Regions from separate parts of the Homo sapiens genome. Here region 1 is linked to region 2. The links are chromatin loops, found by intact Hi-C in ENCODE. Cell type or tissue: psoas muscle. All regions are shown on one strand.

Region 1 (2,500 bases), 45 kb before region 2:
GTGTGCTAGACCAGGTATCCTCTGTTAGAGCCAGAGAGGAGGCTTTGAGTAGGGAAAGAAAAGTAAAATGGGACAGAACCTCAGGTACTGGGCTCAAGTGTTAGATTTCAGTAGATTTATATTACAGGCAACCAAGATATTTGAGCATGATATACCGTTCAAAATAATACAAACTCGTGTAACCTTTCCTATCCCCTAAAGTTTATTAAAAAAAAAAAAAGTTAGGAACTGGTTAAAAAGCTATCATCAGAGTTTACTATATTTGGAGACCAAATTCTTTAAGGACATGATGGGGAATAATAATATTTCTACAAGGTAAATTTTACTAATGTGATAATTGAGGCTGTGAGAGACTGAAGTGAGATGCCCAAGGTCACACAACTAAGTGGCAGAGATGGGGTTTGACATGGTTTTACCTCTAAGGCATGAGCACTTACCATCCTACCATGCTGCTGCTGCTCCAAAAAGCATGCAAGAAAAATACAGCCTATTTGTAAAGCTCTTTCCTCTTAAGGTTAATTGATCATTCCACGGTTTGTTTCTTCTGATAAATGAAGAGGATATTTGATATCCCCAAGCTTACTCTTTATTTTATACACGTAAGTATATGTAACACACACAACACTCTTGCTCTATTTAATCCTTAAAAGGATAAAAATCATAATGCCCAAATTTGTGCACAGATAAAGCTATCGATTAAATAACAACTATTATGCATATGGCACTATGCTCAGTGTGTGGCCCCAAAAGGCTTTTGTTCAAACAGTAAGATGGGTCATCTGCATAAAAATAAGCAAGGTGACAAGTTGGGGCTATCAGGGCAGTACTGACATTAAGGGCTACTGAAATTCCAAAGTAATGAATGCAGGTGGGATTTTCAGAGGTGGTTTTGTGCAGGAAGTGGGGGCAGGGACAATGCATGGGAAAGAGTCAGATGACTGCCTTCAACAAATGTTCTAATGAGGATGGGGGAACCCACCACAGAGATCTGACACCTGTGTTGCAGAGTGGAGGGAAGGCACTGCCCCATCCTAGCAATACAAACCCATAAGCCTAAAACCGAAACAGAGTACATAAGAATGAGATATTCCTTCCACCTCCTCGGACGCCCACCCCTCCTGACTCAACTTCCCGGCCTGGAGCCACAGCACCTACTTAGATCCTCTTGTATTAAACTGTTTGATCCTCTTGTTTTAACTGCTAAGCTTCCGCCCATGATTTGCCTAGACTTAATATAAATGTCATACATAGTCATAACATGATAGTAATACTAATTAAAATAAGTTAAAACATGAATATAGTGTAAACTATTCTTTTCTAACCTGCTCTCTTGACAGTTTACTAATGACTAAGCAGTAGTAATAATAAGAGCTCATAATAAGAATATAAAGTATTCATATGTCGCAGGCATTGGTTAGTGTTTGCTTGGTTTACTCAGTTAATCTCCAAAATGACAATGTGAGGAAACCAAGGCATGAAGAAGTTAAATAACTTCTCCAGGATCCCATGGCTGGTGAGTGACAAGGCTGGGATTCCATCCAGGCAGTCTGGCTGCAGAGCCAAGGCTCTTAGCCATGACTAGGCTGCTATTGTAAGACATTCCCAGAATTATAAGGGTATTGTCTGAGAGTGACGTTTGTTAATTTATGGATTAACTCCTGCCTATGGACAATTAATTTGAAAGTGAAAAAGGTATGCCTAAGAATCCTGGCAATCCCCCAAGTATAGTTAAGGTCCCAGCAACAGAAAGTAACCAATAGGAAAGCATATTATGAAGTAAGCAACTTAGCATTCAAGAAGACTGAAGAAAGACTTTTCAGAAGGATGCAGTTTGCAACAGAGGTTAAGGAAAAAATGGAATAACAACAAGAAATGGGTGGTGCTTAAGATCAGCAGGTGACCCACAAGTAGACTGTGCTGGACATTGTCTAAGGGCCTCCCCAGCTCCTGTCTCTGGATTTGGGTGTCAGAGCTCATGCAGAGGAAGGGCACAATGGTCCAATCCACCTGCACACAGACTGCCCTCTGCTGCAGGCAAGAATATACACCTGAGCCTCTGGCTCTGTCCGTATCCCAGCATGGCTCTGGACCGCCACACGACTGGTTCAAGAGGATTCTGCAGCCCTCCTGGATACCAGCTCCATGCCGGTTAAATACCTCTCCATATGGCCTGTGGCCTTCCTCTTGAATGTCAACAAGAACACCATTTGGAAACAATCCACACCCTGCATTTCACTGTGACTCAGGCACTGATCTCTACCTTCATGAATCCCTGAGTATCTCTTTAATTCTAAATCTGTTACTCCCTGTAGTCAGGGGAAGGATCCTCCTTCCTCAAATTACCTTCTTTACCTATTCTACCCTAACAAAGTGAAAAAACTGTATCCACTGGATAGTCCTTTCATAGACAGGGCAGTTTTCATTTTAAGAAATCCCTTGGTAAGGCTGTTTAAAGTAGAAACTGGGATCTTAAGGGGTCCTAAATGTGGGTGAGACTGCT
Region 2 (2,500 bases):
GGTATAATGGGAACTATAAAGTATTATAAAGTATAATACTTTGCATTTAGCTTTGCTGTGAACCTAAAAGTGCTCCAAAAAATAAAGTTTATCAGTAAAAAAGCAAAGTATCACATAACAAGATGTATAGGACGTTGTGATTTGCATGAAAAAAGAGGGGTAAAGGGATTTTATGTGTACATTTTTCTTATGCATGAAATTATTACTTGTGAGGAGTAGGACAAGGGTGGGAGGAAGATTTTTTCACCATAGACCTTTTTATACTTATTCTTAATTGATTAAAATATTATCTATTCAAGAATTAAATAATTCAAAAGTACATCAAAATGGCCTGTCCCATCCCTTTCTTATAGTCCGTTATAAAGCCCATTTCTCTACTGAAATACTGCCCCAAATAACTCTTTTCATATTTTTTTAAAACTAAGACAATCACACAATAGTTTATCGATTTTAACCCTGAAAGTTTGGATCCAATTTTCCATCTTCTAGAAACCAATAAAAGTATAAGGAAAATGTTCTAAAACCTCCAAAGAAGAAAAATCAAATCCTAAAAGGCTATAGATTCGTATGCTAACCTCTGTCTTCCAGTTTTGTCCTTATTTAAAACTTCACCTTAAACGTCATTCATCAGTCTTGATTAATTCTCTGATTCTCTTGATTATTTAACTTTTAATCCTCCCATCCAGAAGATTCTGCAGGCAGGGAACACATCGTGCTGTCTGTATCGGGTGTGTCAGAAACAGCCAGCGCACATACAGCTGTCCTTACCAGCTGAGCAGAGTCTCTGGAAACTACTAGCAGCAAGGCCTCTGGCTCTCTGAAGTATTTTTCTCCTGACCTCAAAAAGCAGCCAAACACCTTTTCGAGACAAATGCTGTTTCTTTCCAAAATCAATTTGTCCAGGTGGTCTGTTAGATAGATTGTCAGAAGTGCTATCTTTGATAAAAGGGGGTGCTTCCGTATGTCCCAAGGATGTTAAGTACCTTTCTTATAGATATTCCCTGTGAGTTTCACATACAGTGGTCTCACAGTTTCTTGGTGAATCCAATGCTAGGCTAACATACCAGACGTTTAAATGAGTACCATTTCAGGGCCCATGGCCGGGAAGTTCTGTCTCACTCCCTGTGGTAGAACTCACTTGCTTCCAGAAAGTGCTGCCCTCGGCTGACACCAACAGAACTTGCCAAAGAGTTCACATGCTGATTTTTTGATAGGCCCAATAAGGTTAGATACTGTCACTGCTCCTAAGCTTTTGGCCAGGCCGAAAGCTAGGTAGTGCTTAACAGTGGCCAAGCTGTTTTGGCTGCAGCGCCCCGTTTGGCAATAGAATGGTGTAGTATCAAATTCTGGTGACAGCTTTCAGCTCTGTAGTATTCAAGGAAGATCCTGAGCTGCAGAAGGGGTTTTCCTGATGCAAACTGGCAGGAAAAAATCTTTGGCTCAAGGTTAGCCTATGCTATATAGAGTTAGTCTGTTCACAAGCTCTGAAACTTTTGATTGCAAATCTGTTTCTAGAATATAGATATTAACAGACCGTGATTCCTAAATACTTGCCGATGGAGATTAACATGGTGAATACTTCAGTAACTTTTTAAATCTGTTTAAACCCAAATACAAAATTATCTCGATAATTTGACAGAAAGAAACATGAAATATTTTTGGAACTGAGCATATATCTTACTATCACAAGAAACTCCAAAAGTAAAGAACTTGCCAGTTCATCAGAACCAAAAGTGAAAGCAATCAGAAGCATGTATCAAGTAACACAAAGCAGAAGTGAGGAAATATTTTACAACTCAAAGACCATATTGATCTGTGTGTAATAATAAAAAGGCACTTGTTCTCACCTTACTTTTATTTTATTTCATATTTTATTTATTTATTTTTTTGAGACTGAGTCTCCCTCTATTGCCCAGGCTGGAGTGCAGTGGCGTGATCTCAGCTCACTGCAACCTCCGCCTCCCTGGTCCAAGTGATTGTCGTGCCTCGGCCTTCCGAGTAGCTGGGATTACAGGCGCCCGCCACCACGCCTGGCTATTTTTTTAATTTTTAGTAGAGACGGAGTTTCACCATGTTGGCCAGGTGGTCTCGAACTCCTGACCTCAAGTGATCCGCCCACCTCGGCCTCCCAAAGTGCTGGGACTATCACCTTATTTTTAAAAAAATGCTCTCTCTCTCTCTCTCTGTCCCTCTCTCTCTCTCTCTCTCTCTCTCTCTCTCTCTCTCTCTCTCTCTCTCTCTATATATATATATATATATATATATATATATATATATATATAAACTTTAAATACCCCTTTAAAAGTTAAGAACAAGCACTGAGTAAATTTCCACTTCTACATTAACACCTCTTCAATTTATGAATGGCCACAACAGCACTAGCTATTCATGGTTCCAAGAATTCGGTGTTACTATAATAGCTCTGTGCACAAAATAGTGAGGCCTCAATCAATGTGTTTTCTAAAAACATGTTGCTTTATTAAGAAGTTTGTTCTCAAAA

What was found. Peaks named below come from ENCODE experiments on the same cell type or tissue, not always from the same donor. Only the 100,000 strongest peaks of a DNase experiment are listed, where the experiment ranks them.
Region 1: a loop joins it to region 2, with 2.2 times the contacts of the local background. A loop is called at or near these places in 9 of 110 quality-filtered maps.

Annotation. Positions count from the first base shown.
Region 1 is chr3:149,019,483-149,021,982 of GRCh38, reverse strand. All of the region lies in intron 5 of GYG1 (glycogenin 1), which reads right to left. Among named protein-coding and RNA genes, the nearest start is that of GYG1, 29 kb to the right of the region's middle. RefSeq lists an enhancer at 536-1,186. In psoas muscle, no CTCF peak of the experiment used is centred here; a DNase peak (open chromatin) is centred at 1,542; H3K27ac peaks cover 2,411 bases.
Region 2 is chr3:148,974,182-148,976,681 of GRCh38, reverse strand. No RefSeq gene overlaps it. Among named protein-coding and RNA genes, the nearest start is that of GYG1, 16 kb to the left of the region's middle. In psoas muscle, no CTCF peak of the experiment used is centred here; DNase peaks (open chromatin) are centred at 731 and 1,281; H3K4me3 peaks cover 874 bases; H3K27ac peaks cover 2,165 bases.